2 separate regions of the Mus musculus genome follow, and region 1 is linked to region 2. A link is a loop called in an ENCODE intact Hi-C map of the cell type or tissue named here. Cell type or tissue: heart. All regions are shown on one strand. Each heading gives the region's core, and the rest is flanking DNA. Links, peaks and the distances in the headings are about the cores only.

What was found. A loop is a pair of places that touch in the nucleus more often than their neighbours do. Peaks named below come from ENCODE experiments on the same cell type or tissue, not always from the same donor. Only the 100,000 strongest peaks of a DNase experiment are listed, where the experiment ranks them.
Region 1: a loop joins it to region 2, with 3 times the contacts of the local background. A loop is called at or near these places in 2 of 42 quality-filtered maps.

What each region holds. Positions count from the first base shown.
Region 1 is chr2:33,426,898-33,436,533 of GRCm38, forward strand. It overlaps Zbtb34 (zinc finger and BTB domain containing 34), which reads right to left and starts at 4,427. Exons shown (of 3, transcript NM_001085507.1): 1 at 4,334-4,427; 2 at 1,204-1,323. The coding sequence starts at 1,235. In heart, for the core only: no CTCF peak of the experiment used is centred there; DNase peaks (open chromatin) are centred at 3,984 and 4,524; H3K4me3 peaks cover 1,860 bases; H3K27ac peaks cover 1,714 bases.
Region 2 is chr2:33,366,626-33,376,261 of GRCm38, forward strand. It overlaps Ralgps1 (Ral GEF with PH domain and SH3 binding motif 1), which reads right to left and starts at 4,869. Exons shown (of 20, transcript NM_175211.5): 1 at 4,645-4,869. In heart, for the core only: no CTCF peak of the experiment used is centred there; DNase peaks (open chromatin) are centred at 4,146 and 4,876; H3K4me3 peaks cover 1,683 bases; H3K27ac peaks cover 1,054 bases.

The DNA.
Region 1 (9,636 bases), core at 3,293-5,792, 60 kb after region 2:
TTTAAAGGAAAACAAGTTTAGAGTTCTTACTGCATTAATTCATGTGCGAGAACATTTTTATCCCGAACTGCTACATTTCTGAGCAAGGCGCTAACACTCTCCAGGTCTGCCCAGATACACTAATTTGGGGAGGGTGTGATTTGTCTTAGTCAATGCAAAACATTGGAAGCTGTGTCTGAGCTTTCCACCCAGGAGAGGGATGGCTGCTTAAACTTCACCAGCAACAGTGAGGACTCCCTGCCCTTAGCTCCTGCCCTACACTGTGCACAGGAAGTTCCTCCTGGCAACAGACACAGATGTTGCAACTATTCCCACTGTACACACAGATGAGGAGACACACTCCAAGAGACAAGGAACTTTCCTAGGGTCATTCAGCTAATGACTGACCCAGCCAGGAACTGAAATGACATTTGTCAGTCTCAAGAGCGAAAGTATATACCTCTCCGTAAGAAGAGAACTTTAACTCGGGCTTTCCGGTGAGATGTGTGGCTTTTCTTGGTACCTATCCTCATGATCAACTTCAAGTAAAAAGACAAATTCCATTCAAGATAACCTATAAAAGTCAGCTGGTCTGACATCGTGCTAAGGGGCCATAATTGGACCAACACTTCGAATCATTTTCAAAATTTGACTGTGAAATGCTCATTTTTTTTATTCTGTCAAATAAGTAGGCCTCACAAAGTGTTTCAAAATCTCTGCTTTTCTTCTAAAGATAGGGTTTTGCTATATTATCAGTTTGGGTTCAAGCTCCTGGATCCGAGTGATCCTCCCCAGTAAGACAGCAGAGTTCTGCACCACTGCTCCTGTATAGACATTTCACATTGGAATCGTGAGCTGAAAGGATGTTTCAAGCAGAAAGAGTAAGCTTGCTTTCTTTCTTTTTAAGATTTATTTATTTATTTATTTTATGTATGTGCGTACACTGTCAGCTGTCTTCAGACACACCAGAAGGCATTGAATCCCATTACAGATGGTTGTGAGCCACCATGTGGTTGCTGGGAATTGAACTCAGGACCTCTGGAAGAGCAGTCAGTGCTCTTAACAGCTGAGCCACCTCTCCAGCCCAGGAGTAAGCTTTCTTAAAGCAAATTTTTCAATATAAATTAAGGCGAAGCAGCTTATCTGCTCATGGCTGGCTTTTCAGGAGACCTGGAAAAATATACACGTTCCACTTCTTATAACAGACGGATTAGAAAGGCTCACCTTGAATTGCATTCTTCCAGGGTGCTTTCCATGCCAGCAACATCAACAGAAAATAACCATTAGAAGCTTAACTGTGCTCAGTTGGTGACCTTCACTAAGCTAAATTCAGCAGTTTGTCAGCTACAAAACATTAAATGGACACAATTAAGTTTGAAAGCATGAAACAGAATTTTAACTAAAATAACATGAAAATTAACAGAAATATAACAAAATGATGGTACTCTAGGTTTATAATGTTTGACATTCTTGCTTCAGCTGGAAGGCAGACTAGAGACATGTACAGATGGGCTAGGCAGAGCTTGGCAACCCATCTCCACTCCACTTCTAATATACCACACCTAATCATCATAATAAAATGTCTTCAAGGGTCCCTAAGTTTTGCTATCTCCCTGTGTGCCATCTTCACTGAACAATCCTGTGGCTGTGGGGAGGGCTCAGTCTGTGCTAAAGAGCTTACTCTGCAAGCAGGAGGGCCTGAATTTGGACTCTCAGCACCCATGTAAGTAGCATGCACACAGAGAGGTTCATGCTTGTAATCCCAGCACTGGGGAGGTGGGGACAGGAGAATCTCTAGGGCTTGCTGGACAACCAGGACAACCAGTCTGGCTGAACAGTGAACTTCAGATACAATGAGACCCTGTCTCAAAGGATAAAGTGGAGATGTGAGAGAGGTAGAAAAGCACAGACATGCAGATGCACACGATGCTGTAAAATCCCTACAATCCAGACTTTACTACACATAACAAGTAAGAAAAGGCAGGCTAAAGCTGAGAATGTAAGTCAGTGGTAGAGCATTTGCCTAGCATGTGTAAGGCCTTGGGTTAATTAACTCTTCAGCACCAGAAAAGAAGGAAAGAAAAGACAAGCTCAGCAAATGAGAGAAATGGCTCAAGCCCATACATACAGCTAGTGAGTAGCTGTGCGGAGATCCAGACCCAGGCCTGCCTGATACCGACTTTCTCTTCCCGTAGCCTTAGACTTAAGAATGACATGTTTTCTTCTTTCCTGATTAGGAATAAACACTAACATTTTACAGAATTTATTCTGTGCTTTCTGCATCAGAGAAGAAAACTGAAATCATCCACCTGGCAATGCAGCATTAAATACCAGTAGTTACAGAGGACAGAACAAGCTCATAACGACTAACAGCTTCTCCTTTAAGAAAAAAAATTTGTTTACCAACAAAAATCAGGAGCCACACGAGGAACTATTCTCAAATCTCCAGTTCCAGCATGAGGCAGCAAGCATAAGTCTGAAAGAAGCATTACCATACATGCTGTGCCTTCACACAAAACTCCTGCTCTGGCTGCGCCAGGACAAGCTCGATAACCAAGCAAGCTTGCTCTGGAGTCCCAGTGCCACAAAGGCATGGGGGTAGGGCGGTGAGGGAACACCCTCTGGAGGAAGTGTATCTTCAGCAGGGGCTTGAAGGAAGTGAAATGGAGAATGTGCTCGCTCAGAGGCCTGGAACAGCCCTACAGGCAGTCCTAAGCTGGCCAAACTTGGAGAACAGAGGCCAAAAAAAGGTTAGGTTCAGGTGAGAGGGAAAAAGCCAAACCGTGGAGACCCTTGAAAGGGGGTTGGAGAAGTAGCAAAGACTGGACAGCGTGAAGCAAGCAGAAAGGATACTCACTGTTCAGCTCTCAACATGGCTCTGACTGCCATGGCCCCCTAGCTCACTATTCCTATGTCCTAGCCTCTATTCCTTCCACCTCTAGCAACCCTGGTCTCTTCTTGGAATATGCCTGCCTTTAGAATAGTTTCAACTTTGGCCTAGTGTTCAAGATCTTTCAGGAACCAAGCCTAATCAACCTTTCCTACGCCTCCTCTCCCATCTTACCCCTCCTCGGCCAGGAAGCTGCACTAATCACTAACTCCATAGGATCCTTTTTTCCCTATCTGAATCCTACTCCCCTTTAACACACAGTTCAAGTACCACCCTTCGCTGACCTATACCTCTCCTGCTGAATTCCACGGGACGTGGCCTTGTGTCACAGACATCACCTAGTCACAGGCAATGTCTGAACACCCACTGTAAAGCCTTGGAGACTCACTGTACCTTCAACTCCTTTCGTCCACCACTCAACTGCATTTTGACTTTTACTAAGCAAGCACTCTACTATTTTTTTTAAACTTCCTACACTAAGTTTGGCGTTAGCATAAAGGAAGGATGGGGGAGGGTGAAACCTCTGGAGTCAGAGACCAACTAAGAAGCTGTTGCAATAATCCAGATGTGAAGCAAAAACAGCCTAGACTAGGGAACAAAGAGAGAATGGGCAAATACGGACAGCAAAATGTTTGCATGCAAAACGCTCCACGGGAAAACTACGGACGGCAGCAAGGAACGATGAAGGATCAGTAAAGCTATTTCCAAGAAAACCCTTCTGGGAATCATTTTAAACCTCCCCGAGGCAAAGTGCACGAAGTGGTTAAAAAGTCTACATCTGGAGTGGAGGGGGAGACATCGGTAGAACTGCCCAGCGTGTTGAACCAGGCATAGACCTTGCAATGTCAGATATTCACAGCATGAGAGGTCTGTAGGGAGTTCATCTAAACTCTCAGTTCTTACATGGAGAAACTGAGGCCCAGCATGGAATGGGAAAGACTTGCTGAAAACCTCAAGATGGGGCGTCCCAGAATTGAGTAGCCCCCTAACAGTCACCTGGCCTAGGCGAGCAGTATTTTAACACGCCCCCTCCCCAGTCCGTCCTCAGCCCTGCGCCAGTGGCCACGCAGACCACCCAGGCCAAGCTTAACACGCGCCGCCTGTTTACCTGGCACACGGCGATGGCCAGAGGCAGCGGCTCCTGGGCAGCCTCCCGCTGACCCCCGCAAACCGGGCCTGGCTCTCCGGGGACAACGGTCACTAAGACCCCTCGGTACGGGAGGGAGAGCGAGCCGCCCGGGGCGGAGGCTGGAGGGGTGCAGGGCAGCTGCCCCGGGTCGCCACCCCTCGGGGCCAAGCGCCTGGCCTCCGGCAGGTGCCCGGGCCTCAAGACCCCGCCCGGCCGGCCCCGACACTGACCAGGCAGCCTCTCCCCCGTCCCGCCGCGCTCACGGGGGAGGTCGGACAGCCGCCCCACGGGTCGCCCCGACCCTGCCGCCTCTGCCCGCAGCCCGCCAGCCTCACCTGGGCCGCGCGCCGCGTTCACATCGCCCGCCCGCGGCGCCCCCTCCGCCGCCGCCGCCGCCGGCGCCAGGCCCTTCCCCGCCGCTCCCGCTGCCGCCCCTGCCCGCGCCCCCCGCCCCCGGAAGCGCTTCCAGGCCCCGCCCCCTCGGCGCCCGCGCTTCCGGGCAGGCGCGGACCCGGGCGGGTGTCGATATGGCCGGACTTCTCGCGGCGGGCCGGTCGGAATCCCAGCTCCTGGCTAGTGCTGCAGGCCGACCAGTAGACGGGCGGGTAGCTGAACAGCAACCCGGGTTTGGAGCCTGAAATCCCGACTCTGCGGCCCGTGGCCTTCCGCCCGCCTTCTCCTTGGCTCCACCTGCTGGCCGGAGCAGGACTCGACCGTGTGCACCCGGACCCTAAGCCTGTGGAAAGCCCCACACCTACGACCTGCTAAGCCATGCTTTTTAAGTTCTTTATTTCTATTTTTATTATTTTAGGGTCTTGCCTTGAGACAAGGTCTTAAAAAACAGAATTCCACTATATATATAAGGTTGGCCTTCAACTCAAACAGATCTGTGTACCCAGGATTACACTACAAGTGTGAGTCCCCATGCCCAACTACCTGGGCAGCTTTTCTCTTCTGCAAAAAGAAGGCTATCTGGCTTTAAAACAAGATCCCAGCCGGGCAGTGGTGGCACACGCCTTTAATCCCAGCACTTGGGAAGCAGAGGCAGGCAGATTTCTGAGTTCAAGGCCAGCCTGGTCTACAGAGTGAGTTCCAGGACAGCCAGGTCTATAGAAAAACCCTGTCTCGAAAAACCAAATAATAATAATACAAGAACCCACAGGCTGGAGAGATGGCTCAGCAGTTAAGACTGCTGACTGGGATAGCATTTGAAATGTAAATGAAGACAATATCTAATTTAAAAAGACAGCTGACTGTTTAGGTTCAATTCTCAGCACCACATGTCAGGCCTCAATCTGTCTATAACTCCTGTTTTAGAGATCCAACGCCCTTTTCTGGCCTCTCCCAACACTAAGCATGTACGTGGTACCCACACATACATGGAGACAAAACACCCAGCACATACAATAAAAAGGAACAGCTAAAAAGAAGAAGAAAAAGCAAAACAAAACAGACTACCTCGGGCAGGAAGTCTGGGCTTGTTCACAATGTCCACAGCAATGAGATTCTGTTTCCCTGTGAACCCAGCCTGGGGGCTCATCTTTTTTTTTTTTTTTTTTTTTTTTTGTTTTTCGAGACAGGGTTTCTCTGTGTAGCTCTGCTGTCCTGGAACTCACTCTGTAGACCAGGCTGGCCTCGAACTCAGAAATCCACCTGCCTCTGCCTCCCGAGTGCTGGGATTAAAGGCGTGCGTCACCACACCCGGCTGGGGCTCATCATTTTAACTGATTCTTATTGAATGTGTGGGTAACAATCTGGTTTCTCGACGGTGACAGTGCTTGCATGTGTTAAGGACAATGGAGTCTAAAATGTTAAGGATTTGGCCTTCCTGCCAAATGTCTTAAAGGACTGACCATCTATCTACCCTTACTATTTCATACCAGACCACTTGGGCGTCTTTTGTTTGTTTGTTTGTTTGTTTTTCAAGGCAGGGTTTCTCTGTATAGACCTGGCTGTCCTGGAACTCACTCTGTAGACCAGGCTGGCCTCGAACTCAGAAATCCACCTGCCTCTGCCTCCCAAGTGCTGAGATTAAAGGCGTGCACCACCACTGCCCGGCTCACCCTGCAGTCTTATATGACCAGACCGATATCTATGTGGGCAAATGTTGGCGTCCTTAGAGGGCACACAGGACTTTCTCATCAGGATGGACACCTGCTGTGTTCCATCCACCTGCCTCCTACATAAGCAGTAGTAGACCAGCAGGGGGAGCCTGACTCTTAACAGATCCAAGATGTCCACTTACTTCTAGAACCTCACATTATGTGAGAGTTCCTTCACAATGCTGACTCTGGGGAGGAGTTGAATGAACACAAACTTACACACACACACACACACACACACACACACACACACACACACACTTAGCCAGATAGCTCTCTCTTCTTTGGAGGCCTACCTCTGGCACACACACTCACCGCCTGTGTGATGGAGACAGGTGGTAATTCTGACCTGGAGCTTCTCTTCTGTTAAATGGTAATGCTGGGGGTGGGGTGTGATTTGTAGAGTGTCCACCGAGATGGCTTGATGGTTAAGAGCACTGACTGCTCTTCCAGAGGTCCTGAGTTCAATTCCCAGCAACCACATGGTGCCTCACAACCATCTATAATGGGACTTGGTAGGTACCCTCTCCTGGTGTGTCTGAAGGCAGAGACAGTGGACTCACATACATACATACATACAATAAGTAAATCTTTAAAAAAAAAAAGTCCGTAGAGAATATTATGGTTTAAGAGAGAGGCAGGCCCAGGACCAAAGCAGCATTCAGCTCTCAGGCTAATTTTGAGGCAAGGCACTTAATACTGGCCTGTCCATCAGAAGAGGCAGCAATAATACTGGGAAATCCAGGTACTCCATCTCAGCTTCAAATCTGGGTTATAGGATGTAACTATACTTAAATATTCTCACTCCCCCCAAGCTCCCAAACAGTGTCTCACGAGATGTATCTCTGGCTGGCCTCAAACTCATAGACCCAACTGCCTCTGCCTCCAGAATGGTGGGATTAATGAAGTGCACCACCACACCTGGTACAATAAATATTCTTGATCAGCAAGAAACAAGCTTGTAAAAATAAAATAAAGCGGGGAGGTGATGGCTGTGCACATCTTTAATCCCTGCATTAGGGAGGCAGAGGCAAGAAGATCTTTCTGAGTTCCAGGCCAGCCTGGTCTACAGAGAGAGATCCAGGACAACCACGACTACACGGAGAAACCCTCTCTTGAAAAAAACAAAAAACAACAACAACAAAAAAAAAAAAAAAAACCAGAGAAACAAAAAAAAAGGAAGAAGGAAGGAAAGAGAAAGAAAGGATTTTCTCCCCACCCCCAACTATTTCAACATAGCAATTCTCACAAGAGAAATGATTTGTTCTCACCTCAGCTCCTGGCTCACCCTGCCCAGCTTTGAGGAAAACCCAGACTCCAAGTGGGTCTTGCCTCTCTTAAACCTGAGCCCTTCTGACACCCACTGACCCCTGAGCACTGCCTCTGACATCCCCCCAACCTCCCCCACATATACCTGCACTGACATCCCCCCTCCCCACACACATACCCACACTGACATCCCCCCACCTCCCCTACACATACCCCCACTGACATGCCCCCACCTCCCCTACACATACCCCCACTGATATCACCCCACCTCCCCTACACATACCCCCACTGATATCCCCCCACTTCCCCTACACATACCCCCACTGATATCCCCCCTCCCCTACACATACCCCCATACCCCCACTGACATCCTCCTACCTCCCCCACACATACCCCCACTGACATCCCCCCACCTCCCCCACACATACCCACAATGACATCCCCCCACATAACCACACTGACATCCCCCTCTCCCCCCACATACCCACAATGACATTAACCCCCACCTTCCCCCAACCCCCATCTTCTTCTTAGCTTGCTCTCTGGTTTTCCTATTGATTCAGCAAGCCTGTTCCTGATAATTGACTTTCCAACACCGTCCTTTGTAATTGACTCTCTTGGTCTTCTGTAGTTCTTTGAAGTAATCACAGTGTGATTAATTAATGCCCTGTACCATTGTGTGCTAATTATCTGCATTACCCACCGACTGTCTTATCAACTACATAAGGATGAGAACTTGTTTCTTTCCTATTTCTTCACGCTTGGTACTTAATAATATGTGTTGAAATAATAGGAACCTGGTTTTGCTTCTAAGATTATGTTCCCAAGGGCAGGGACTGTTTCTGTGGGGGGTTGGGGAATTGTATGTGCAGAGGTATGTGTACATGGTCATGTGTGTGTTAAGTTTCAAACCTAGGACAAGGCACTGAGAGAGTCCAATAGGAAAGACAAGGCTGCCTGACATGCTGCCAACAGAATCAGCTGGCAGTGATGCGCCTCCCTCTCTGCTGGGATTAAAGGGATGCGCCACTACCCAACTAACCAGGACTTCTTAAATGGACTACTATAATTCACATACTTTGTCACATGCAGCCAGGAAAAAGGAGACATCTGCAAATCTAGCCTTGTTTGAAACGGTGAGGTGACGATGGCCCCAGTGTTATAAGCAGGTAGAAACCCGCTGGGCACACCCTGGATTAGAACGCAGTGAGCAAGCTGTGCAGGAGAGCATTCCTGCAGTCACGTGTGTTTAATGTAAAGCCAACCTCCTGCCCATCAAACATCAGATCAGGGGCATTGCTGGCCCTCACTTAGAAGTCAGAGGGCTTTTCGGGATGGCTTTGATGACCAAGACCTTCTGAAGACACCCTGGAAGATGGAATCTTCTCTTTGCTCCAGGCAGATCTCCGCCAGAGCAAATAGTTAACCTTAGATGTGATAGGAACTCACCCTTCAGAGTTGAAAGCTGTTGAAAAATAAAAATCATGACATGTGATTGCTTGGGGGTCCTCACCTAAAATTTCAGACAGCAGCATTGGGAGGTTGGGGGGCTCTGTAATCCTCCCCCCCTTTCATAGGCACTGTAGGAGGAGCAGGAACACCCTCGCCTTTGCTTGGGTTTTCTTTTCATCAGCTTTGAAAAAAGAGAAGAGGGTTGACCAATGTATATATTTGTTCATTGTTCCCGTGACTTCTCCTTTCACTTGTTCTTCATGTGTAAGCAGAGGGCAGGGTTCTGACTTTGATCCTGCCTGCTGGGGTCCTCACACATGCTCAGCTAGCTTGTTCAGCCTGCAGGACAAGGAGCTGAGGGGAGTCCCTCCGAAAGGCAAGGCTGCCACGCTGCAAAGCAGAATCAGCAGGCTGTGCAGCCCCCCCCCCCCCCCCGGAGCCTGGAGACCCTGCTGTGAAGTTCCTGTCACATGCTCAATCGTTCCACAAACGTTTATTGAACATTCCCTAAGCACCGTGCGTAGGGGAGAGATGCTGGGATCCGGAAGCAGACAGGACAGGAAAAAATCCAAACTATGACTATGACGATACTTACACGCTGCTACACTTTCATGGGAAAGAGACATAAATACGGACATATGTCACAGGAGAGAGTGAGAAGAGCCGTGGGAAAGATAAACGGGAAATGGAGAAGCGTGTCCCAAGAGACTGAACGCTAGCCAGAGTCCTACCCTTCCTTTTGATCTTGTCCTGTGCAAACAGGAAGCTTACAGATGCCCGGGAGCAGTGCTCTCAGCAGGCCCTGTGTTCCTACA
Region 2 (9,636 bases), core at 3,623-6,122:
ACTCCTATGTGCAGCTGCCCTGCTGTGTCTGGAAACACTGTTTCCTCAGAGTCATCCCCCACCTATGGCTCTTACAGTCTTTCCATCCCCTTCCTCTTTAATGATCCTCAAGCCTCAGTGGGAGGAATGTGATACAGATGTCCCATCTAGGGCTGAGCTTTCCACCGTCTCTTATTCTCTGCACCTTAACAAGTGTGAATCTCTGTGTTAATTGTCATCTACTGTAAGAAGCAACTTCTCTAATGAGGGGAGGGCTGAAGGATGCTCTTCTCTACAGGTATAATGATAGGTATTAGGAGTTCTTACCTGGGGCATATGACCAATCTAGTCACAGATTCTTGGCCCATAATGGTTCCAGGTATTGGTCATCATGTGAAATGGGTCTTAAATCCAATCAGAAAAGGATCAGTTACTACTGTGACATTCACGCCACCAGTGCACCAGTGGGCGTGTCTGCCAGGCCAGGCACTGTAGTTCACAGGGTTGCCAGCTGGTAAGATCAATGATCACTTTCCTCCTCTGGTGAGTGTCCCAGGCCTATGAAACTGTGAATAAAGCTTCCAGCTAGGTTTCTCTGTGGTCTATGATTCAATTATGTGGCCTCTTCAACAATGGGGTCTTAACTTCAAGTTCTGAAGAGCAGCTAATAGTACTGGCAAGAGCCTATAATGTTCTGAGGGTCTAAGGAATCTCACTGACTAAAGAGGTAACTGAGTCCTGGAACTGAACTTTTTATTTGTTAGTCTGTGGAGTCCAGTGAGCACTGGTACCTTGTTACAGAGTAACCCTATTTTAGTTCTGTGTGTGTGTGTGTGTGTGTGTGTGTGTGTCTATGTGTATTGGTTTCCATGACTTTGTCATTTATCCCTCTCTGTTTTCTCTCACCCTGCCCTTCCATCCCTCACCCCAACTTATCTCTTCCTGCATCACAGTTTTTGCCTTTCATGTTGAATCTCACAAAGTCCACTACAGCACTGTGATATTATCATTTTCTTGCTTGAGACCAGGTCTAATTATGGCCTTAAAAGCACAGAGATTGGGATGGAGAGATGGCTCAGTGGTTAAGATCACCGGCTGCTCTTCCAGAGGTCCCAAGCTCAATTCCCAGCAACCACATGGTGGCTTACAATCATCTATAATGGGATCCAATGCCATCTTCTGCTGTGTCTGAAGATAGTGACAGTGTACCCACATATATGAAATAAATATGGCCAGACCAAGTAGAGGGAAGGGGCACAGAGATCTGTCTGCCTCTGCCTCCTGAATGCCAGGATTAAAGATGTCCACCACCACATCTGGCTGTGACATTCTTGTGCAACAGACAAAACATATGCTGAAGGTACAGCAGACTTGTGAGCAGGGGAGACAGTCAGCCAGACTGATTTCCTAAAGAATAGCCTTCATCTGCTCCTTCAACAAAGATTTGGTAACTTCCTACCAGGTGCCCAAAAGGAGCAATATTGCTCTGTTTTATTTTCTGAAACAGGCTGTTGTGAGCTGCCTGATGTTGAGTGCTGTGAACTGAAAACTCAGGTCCTCTGGAGCAAGTGTCCCAACCACTGTGCCACCTGTTCAGCCTGTAGACAGATTTTTTTTTTAAAGTAAACCATGGGCCACTGACTTCCACCTTCCTGCTTTTCTGAAAAATGTTAAGATTTTCAGCTTGCCAATCAGAAGGCAGAGTTAGTCCTCCTAAGGATCACACTGTCCAGCGCTCTTCCACTCAGCTAAGAAAGCGTAGCTCTGCAGAGAAAAGGAGACTTATTTGAGGTTATATAAGAGGCAAAGGCCTCAGAATTCCTGGTCCTCCTCTCCTTGTGCCACATGCTGTTCTGTGTAACCAATGTTGGAAGCTGGGCAGCCAGGGGCTGGGACAGGGAGGGAAAGGTTCCAGTGCTGGGTGCCATGGAATTGCAGTACCTTCAAATGGCTTGTTGTGTCTTCAGAACAAATTTACAAGGTAAATCAGGCTTGCTCTTCATTTTTACAGCTAAGGAAACCAAAACTCTGAGAAAGTAAAAAGCTGGTGTTAGGTCATACAGCAGAAGGAACAGTGGGAGGCTTCAAGCCAATCTGCCTGCTTACCAAGCCAGAGCTGTAAGGAACACGCTGGGGACAGATCACAACAGTTTTCTATTATGCAGTTTTCTCTCAGCTCTGAATGCAGTTGCCCTAATAACAAATTAAAAAGCTAACTATGAAAAAAATAAAGTCAATTATGAGGCAAGTGAAAGGGCTCAGAGGTTATAAACAGAGGTTATAAAGGTGCCTACCTCCAAGCCTGAGAACCCGATACGGTAGAAGCAGAGAACAGACTCCCACAGGTTATCCTCTGACCCTCACATGCACACTGTTACATGCACAGAAATACACATAAATGTAATAAAAATATTTTTAAGAAGGGAAAAAACTAACCATCTAATTTTCTGATATGCAGGTTTGGAGCTTTGTTTTAACACAAAGGACAGGAGAAAGTCCCTAGGTGACACATAGCTTCTGCCAAGACAGGATGGGACAACTCGCGCTGCTGCTTCTAGACCTCGCACCTGCCACACAAGTGCTTCTGGAACAGGAGCCTATCCCTGCAACATCCCATGATGCTCTGAATCACCAGTGCCAATGGTAGCAAGGGAAGCCAGCATCATGGTATTTGGTCCCCCCAAAAGTCCCACGTTTCTAAAATGAAGGCAAATGCAAGCTAGCAAAGAAGTTTCTGCACCTTGTCTTCAGTCCATATAACCCAGGGTGAAAGCATGTCAGGTTAGATTAGCCAAGCACTCTCGAGGAAACACAAGGCACCCAAAGGTCACACACAGATAAAGGGTACTTCTGGAGCACAGAGGCCCTACCATATTTCTCCCTTCTGTCTCCATAAATACCTAATGAAGGTCTGCCGTGCTCTTCATCCTAAAGTCTTCTTTCTGAAACGTGGCAGAATCAAGTTGGTAGTGGGAGTATTCCAATGGGCTCTACTATAGGCCTAGCCCATCAGCTAAGATCCACACTGGACCTGGGGTCCAAAGGTCAGCCAACAAGGGAAACACGCTTCCCTTTCCATTCATCATGGCTCCCCAGGCTGCATTCCTGCCCAAGGCTGCACAGGGAGTACCATAATCTAAACCACCTCTAGTTTGGAGGAGGGAATTCCCCAACACAAATGTGATTCAAACTCTCAAGAGAAAGAGACTTTTATTTTTCTTTTTTTCTTTTTTCTTTTTCTTTGTGTGTGTGTGTGTGTGTGTGTGTTTTGTTTTGTTTTTTTTTTTTTTTTGAGACAGGGTTTCTCTGTGTAGCCCTGGCTGTCCTGGAACTCACTCTGTAGACCAGGCTAGCCTCGAAATCAGAAATTGCCTGCTTCTGCCTCCCAAGTACTGGGATTAAAGGTGTGCGCCACCACTGCCCGGCAAGAAAGAGACCTTAACTCACCTCTTGACAAGGAATTCCCCTCTGGCCCTGGAAGGTCACAATTAGGCACCAGGGATGGTCACTTTGACAACAACAAAACACACAAAAAGGCAAAAATAACTCCCAGGTGTCTGTCCCAGCTCCAAAGAGCCAAGTTCTCATTCCGCCTCTTCGCCCCCACCACGCTGCCTTTTCTATCTTTTTGAGACCAGCACTGTGAAGATCTGCATGAGCATCTGCTACCATGAGATCCAGAACCCTTCCGAGCATAGCATCAACGACTACTCTTGAAGAGCACACATTTTCCAACAGCTGATCAACCAATGAAACCTAACCACCCCGAAATCCAGCCAAGCTCCTTCAACAGCAACAGGGGAGTAAAACAAAAACAACAACAACAACAACAAAGGCAGTGTGCCCACTTAGGGCTCGGTTTGGCTCAGGAAAGCAGTCGGCCTATTAACCAGGGCAGCTGCGATCCTTGTACGACTCAGCAAAGACACAGGCTGCCCTGGCCTGCCCCTCCAAGAGACAACCATGGATGCCTCCAGAGCCTGCAGAAAACCCAAAGCCCCAAGACGGCGGCGGAGAGGGCAGCTTCTTCCTTCTCCAAAAAGGGTCCCACTCACCCTCAGGCTAGTCCTCACCTGCAGCCCTGCTTCCGGACCTGCCAATGATCCTCAGCCCCGCCCCCTGCCTCCCCCCGCCCCCGCCCCTACAGGGTTTCCCCAGCCCCGCCCACTGCACCTGTGCTTTTCCCTAGACTCTCCTTGCAGCCCCTCCCATTGCCACCCCATGCCCCGCCCCTCGCACCTGAGCCCTTTCCCCGCCGCTAACCTACACACAGGTTCCCTTTCTGGTCCCAGAGACCTGAGCTCCCTCCAGACCCCACGCCTCGCGCCCAGGCTCCGCCCCCAATCCATCAGGCCGCGGGACCCGCCTCCTGCACCTGCGCCCTTTCCCCCCCAACACCACCACCACCACCACCACCCCCCCCCCCCGCTCCGCCATCTCCCCGACAACCACACGCTGTCATTCGCGTCCCTGGGACCCGAGCTGGCCATGGTCCCGCCCCCCCCTCCAACCCCAAGCCGAGGTCCCACCCTCGAGCCGAGGCCCCGCCCCACCCCCTCCGGCCGGGGATCCCGCCCCGCCCGCCCCCATTCTCCCCCCCCCTCCGCCCCCCGCACCTGCAGCGGCTCGCGCCCAGGGCCCCGCCCCGCCAGCCGCTCCTCTCACCGCTGTAGTCCGGGCTGGTCACCTTGACGAGGGCCGCAGTGGCTGCCACCGCTTCTTCATGGTCTTGCGAGAGGCCCAGCGGCAGCGGCGCCTTCGTTCCGAGACCGGGGCCGGATTGAGGTTGAGCCAGGCGCAAGCTTGAAACGCGAGGCCGACGCGGGAGCCCAGCCGGTGCCCAGCCGCAGTAGGAACCGTCCACTCCTGGGCCTGAGCGGCGGCCGGCTCAGCCAATCGGCGCGCGGCACCATACCAGGGTTCTCCAACCAGCTTGCCGTAGGGGCGGAGACACGCAAATGAACCGGCTGGTTGCACCAGTGCGCAGCCGCTGCAGCAGCGGTCCCCGTTCCCCCCACCCCCCCACCCCCCACCCCACCAGCCGCGGCCTGCGCTTCGGTCTTGCAGACGCTCAGGCTTGCAAGGATGCTCTGCTGTTCTCGTCGGGCTCAGCCGCCCGCCACGCCCACCCCCTGCCTAGAAATAGACTCAGTCTACAAACATCCTTCCAGGCCTCACCCAGTGTCCTTCTTAAATTCCTACCTAGAGTTTATCGTTTTCAACAACAACATCAAAAAAAAAAAAAAAAAAAAAAAAAAAAAAAAAGGCTTTGTGAGCAAGACATCATCACCTTAGTCCCATTCTTCACAAACCTATCCCTAGGTTTCTTTATGTGATTCTAAATCTGTCAAATTGACAATCACAGTCAATCCAATAACACACTTCGAGGTCCTTGAGACTGACCCATGGTTTTCACAACAGGTAAAAGTTAGGCCTGAAGAGGGTCTTGCCCAAGACCATAGCGTTCAAAGCAGGGAGAATGGGCCTGGAAGCTGTCTCCCTGCACCCAGACCCTTTTATGGCTGGGCCAGGCAAACGCAGTGAGTAGAGCTTAAATCATCTGGCTTAAAGGCAGAGATACTAAGTTACAAAGACCGTGGAAGCCAGTGGGTGGCTGTGAATCCCTAAAGTCAGAACCACAGCAAAATTCTGTTACGCCTACAAGAGAAAGGAGGGTAGGATGCTCTTTGGACTTGTAGACAAGATCATTTTGATAACGTAATTTTTGCTGCTATGGCGTCGCTTATGGAAAGATTTAGATACTGCACTATTTAAAAGAAGAGGGAGAGGAAAACAAGAGAATCAGCAGAAATTAAACCACTTTAAGAGTGAGGTGAGGGAATAGGGGATCTCTGAGGCAAACGTCTGCTATTTTGCATGAAGAACACAGTGATGCCCGAAGGATAGTCTTAAACTGTTTCCCTTAGATAAAACAAGAGATGCATGGTGTGAGGATTCTTTTAGAAAATTTGGAATCCAGAGAGGCTGAGAGCTGAGCGCAAGCTTGAGGAAGCTTGGGTAGATGGCTATAAAGTTAGGAGTGATGGTCTAGCGTAAAGTGGAGTGCTCAGGACACGCATAAGAAAATGGACGTAGCCAGGCGGTGGTGGCGCTCGCCTTTAATCCCAGCACTTGGGAGACAGAGGCAGGCGGATTTCTGAGTTCGAGGCCAGCCTGGTCTACAAAGTGAGTTCCAGGATAGCCAGGGCTACACAGAGAAACCCTGTCTCGAAAAACCAAAAAAAAAAAAAAAAAAAGAAAAAGAAAAAGAAAGAAAGAAAGAAAATGGACGTGCTTGTAGAGGTAACCCTAATGCTTAGGATTTGGGGGATGGAAACTGGAGACTTGCTGTGACTTGCTGGCTAGCAGATTCAGTGAGAGACCCTATCTCATGGGGATAAGATGGAGAGTATAAAGCAGGACACTTGACATCCTCCTCTGGCCACCTCTGCATGCGTGTGCATCACCTGCACATACACTGCACATGCACTGACTGCTCTTCCAAAGATCCTGAGTTCAAATCACAGCAACCACATGGTGGTTCACAACCATCTGTAATGGGATCTGTTGCCCTCTTCTGGTGTGTCTGAAGACAGCTACAGTGTACTTGCATATAATAATAAATAAATTTAAAAAAAAACAAGTACTATAGTTGTTTTTCTAAATATAAATTACTATAAGGCTTAGAGGACTTGCTGCCTGAGTTCACGGTCTGGCTGTGCCAGCAGCTAACTGTGTGCACACATGCAAGTTACTTTTTTGCATGCCTCAGTTTCTTTATGGAAGATGAATGTTGAGGAGGCTGGAGAGATGGCTTAGCAGTTAATAGTACATACTGCTCTGGTAGAGGACCCAGGTTCAGTACTTAGCATCTATATCAGGTTTCACAACTGCCTATAATTTCGGCTTCAAGTTGATCTGTCACCTCTGGCATCCACCTCTACAGGAACCTAAATTAGTGTGCACACATACACACACACACACAGGCATGCACAAGCATACACAGTTATTAACAGTAATTTTTAAATATTTTTTTAAATGACTGTCTTGCCAGGTGGTGGTGGCGGCAATGCATGCCTTTAATCCCAGCTCTTGGGAGGTAGTGGTAAATAGATCTAAGTTCAAGGCCAACCCGGTCTACAGAATGAGTTCTAAGATATCCAGGGCTATACAGAGAAATTCTGTCTTATATTTTTGGTTGTGAGCCTAGCCTTTAATGACTGAGTCATTTCTCTAGCCCAAGAAACACTGTGTTGAAAAGCCATAAAAAAATAAATAATTTTTTTAAAAAACCACTTTAAAATAGTCTCTCTTTTGCACAGGCTGTTGGAAGAGTGAAACAAAGTCCATGAAGGAGAGCCTGGCCTCTCAGGAGCTCCATATGCCCTAGCTGCTGTTAGTGTGCCTATGACTTTGGGCACACATAGGCAAAAAGCCCAGTATCTGTGATATACACATGCTAATGACCTCAAGGTAGTTAATCTTGATTGTCAACTTGACAGATTTAGAAACACAGAAAGAAACCCCTGGGCATGCCTGTGAAAGATTTCCTAGACTGTTCACTGAGGTGGGAAGACCCATCCTAAGTGTGGGTGAATCACTAACCTGGACTCCAGGCTAACGGAAACTGAGAACAGAGGCTGACAGGGGAAATTGCCACCCTCTGCTTCTTGACTAGGATGCAGTGTGACCAGCTGCCTCCTGCTCCTGCCACAGGCCTTCCCCTCCATGACAGACTGAGCCTTTAAACTGTGAATCCCAACAAACTGTTCCCTTCCTAAACTGCTTATCAGTGACTTGTTGCAGTAACACGAGTAATGAATAGAACACCTTCATAAGAGAACTGGCAGTGTCTGGGCTGTGAGATGCTACAGAAGCCCTCCACAAAAGCACTCCCTCAACGCTGTGCTCAGTGCTGGGCCTGCTTCCTTTGATGGCAACCAGAGTTAAATTTCAGAGTAACCGGCTGATGATGTCACACTTAGCCAAGAGGTGGAGGGAATATACACCAAGATTACTGGAAATAGCCAGTCTGTGCTGGCAGATGCCACAGGGTTACCCCTGGGACTAGATTCTCAGGGTGCTTCATCAAGAACTTAAAGCGGGGAGGGGCTGGCGAGATGGCTCAGTGGTTAAGAGCACTGACTGCTCTTCCAGAGGTCCCGAGTTCAATTCCCAGCAACCACATGGTGGCTTACAACCATCTGTAATGGGATCTGATGCCCTCTTCTGCTGTGTCTGAAGACAGCAACATTGTACTCACATGAAATACATAAATCTTAAAAAAAAAAAAAAAAAAAAAAGACAGGGTGAGTGGATTTGGGAAGATTCTCAAGATATGGAATGTAACATTCCAATAAGGATTCCAGCAACAATGATGGGTCTCAGAGGGATGGGGAGCATGGCAGTCAATTCTCAGTGAAGAGGCAACTGTCTTTCTTATACCCTAGCAGATGGTAGACGCAGGCATGCTGCAGTTAGTGTACAGGCAGTCCTTCCTGTACATTCCAGTTCTCTACTATGAGTTAGCCTGCTCAGAAAACATTATCTCTAACCCAAAAATGGACATGTGCAGAACAACAAAACTAAGTCAAACAAGGTCTGAGTTCCCCGCTGAGTTCAAAGATATGGTATACAAGACTGGAGAGGCAGTTGGTGGTTAAGAGCACTGACTGCTCATGAAAAGGACCTGGCTTTGATTCTCAGCCCCCACAAAGTGACTCACAGCCATCTGTAACTCCAGTTCCAGGGCATCTGATCCCCCTCTTCTGGTCTCCTGAGTGCCAAGCGCACACATGGTGTACAAGCATACATACAGTCAGAAACATACACATTAAAAATCTTTTTTTTTTCACAGTGGCCCACCTTCTTGTCTCAGCTCTCAGCACTAATTGCCCTTCTTCATTTGTTGCTGTCTTTTGCATCTTGGTGCTTTTCTGGTGACCTCACTGTGTCAAGTGGTCCCTAGATTTGCTGCCCCAACTAACTACTTACCTTAATTTCTGTTAAACTGCTTGCTGGCATAAAACTTGCCCCTACAGCTGCTGAGCAAGATAACAGCAGATTGATTTCGCCTTTAAAAACACTTTGCTTTAAATGTTTGGTGCTACACTTGGGTCCTGAATACTTGAATGTAGCCTCAGCTGTTTGGAATAAAGACATTCAGTTGTATACAAACTGTATATGAGCGGTCTTCTCTGGTGGACTCCCTGAATGCCACCTATGATTTCAAAGCATTGCAGGCTGTGAAATACCTTACTGAGAAAATAACTGTGTTAGAGAAAGCCTAATGCTATTGGTTAAGATAGATAGATAGATAGATAGATAGATAGATAGATAGATAGATAGATAGATAGATAATAACTAGAATGTATGATATGACTGTAGTATGATAGAAATATCATAGATAGAAAATAGGTAGAGAGATATGATAGACAGACAGATAAATATTGACATATCAATGAAAGGGCCTTCGCTGTGCCCCCCCCAAAAGAACAAAATTATGCAGGATGTTGGTTGGCAGACAAGAGATTTATAACCAGGAACCCAATTCTATCTTCCTCTCTTGAACACAAGTGTTCAGTATGTTTTTAGCTTTACAACAATTGAACATAACTATTACAAATATTGAGAAAGAATTACCCTTCTCGCTGGCAT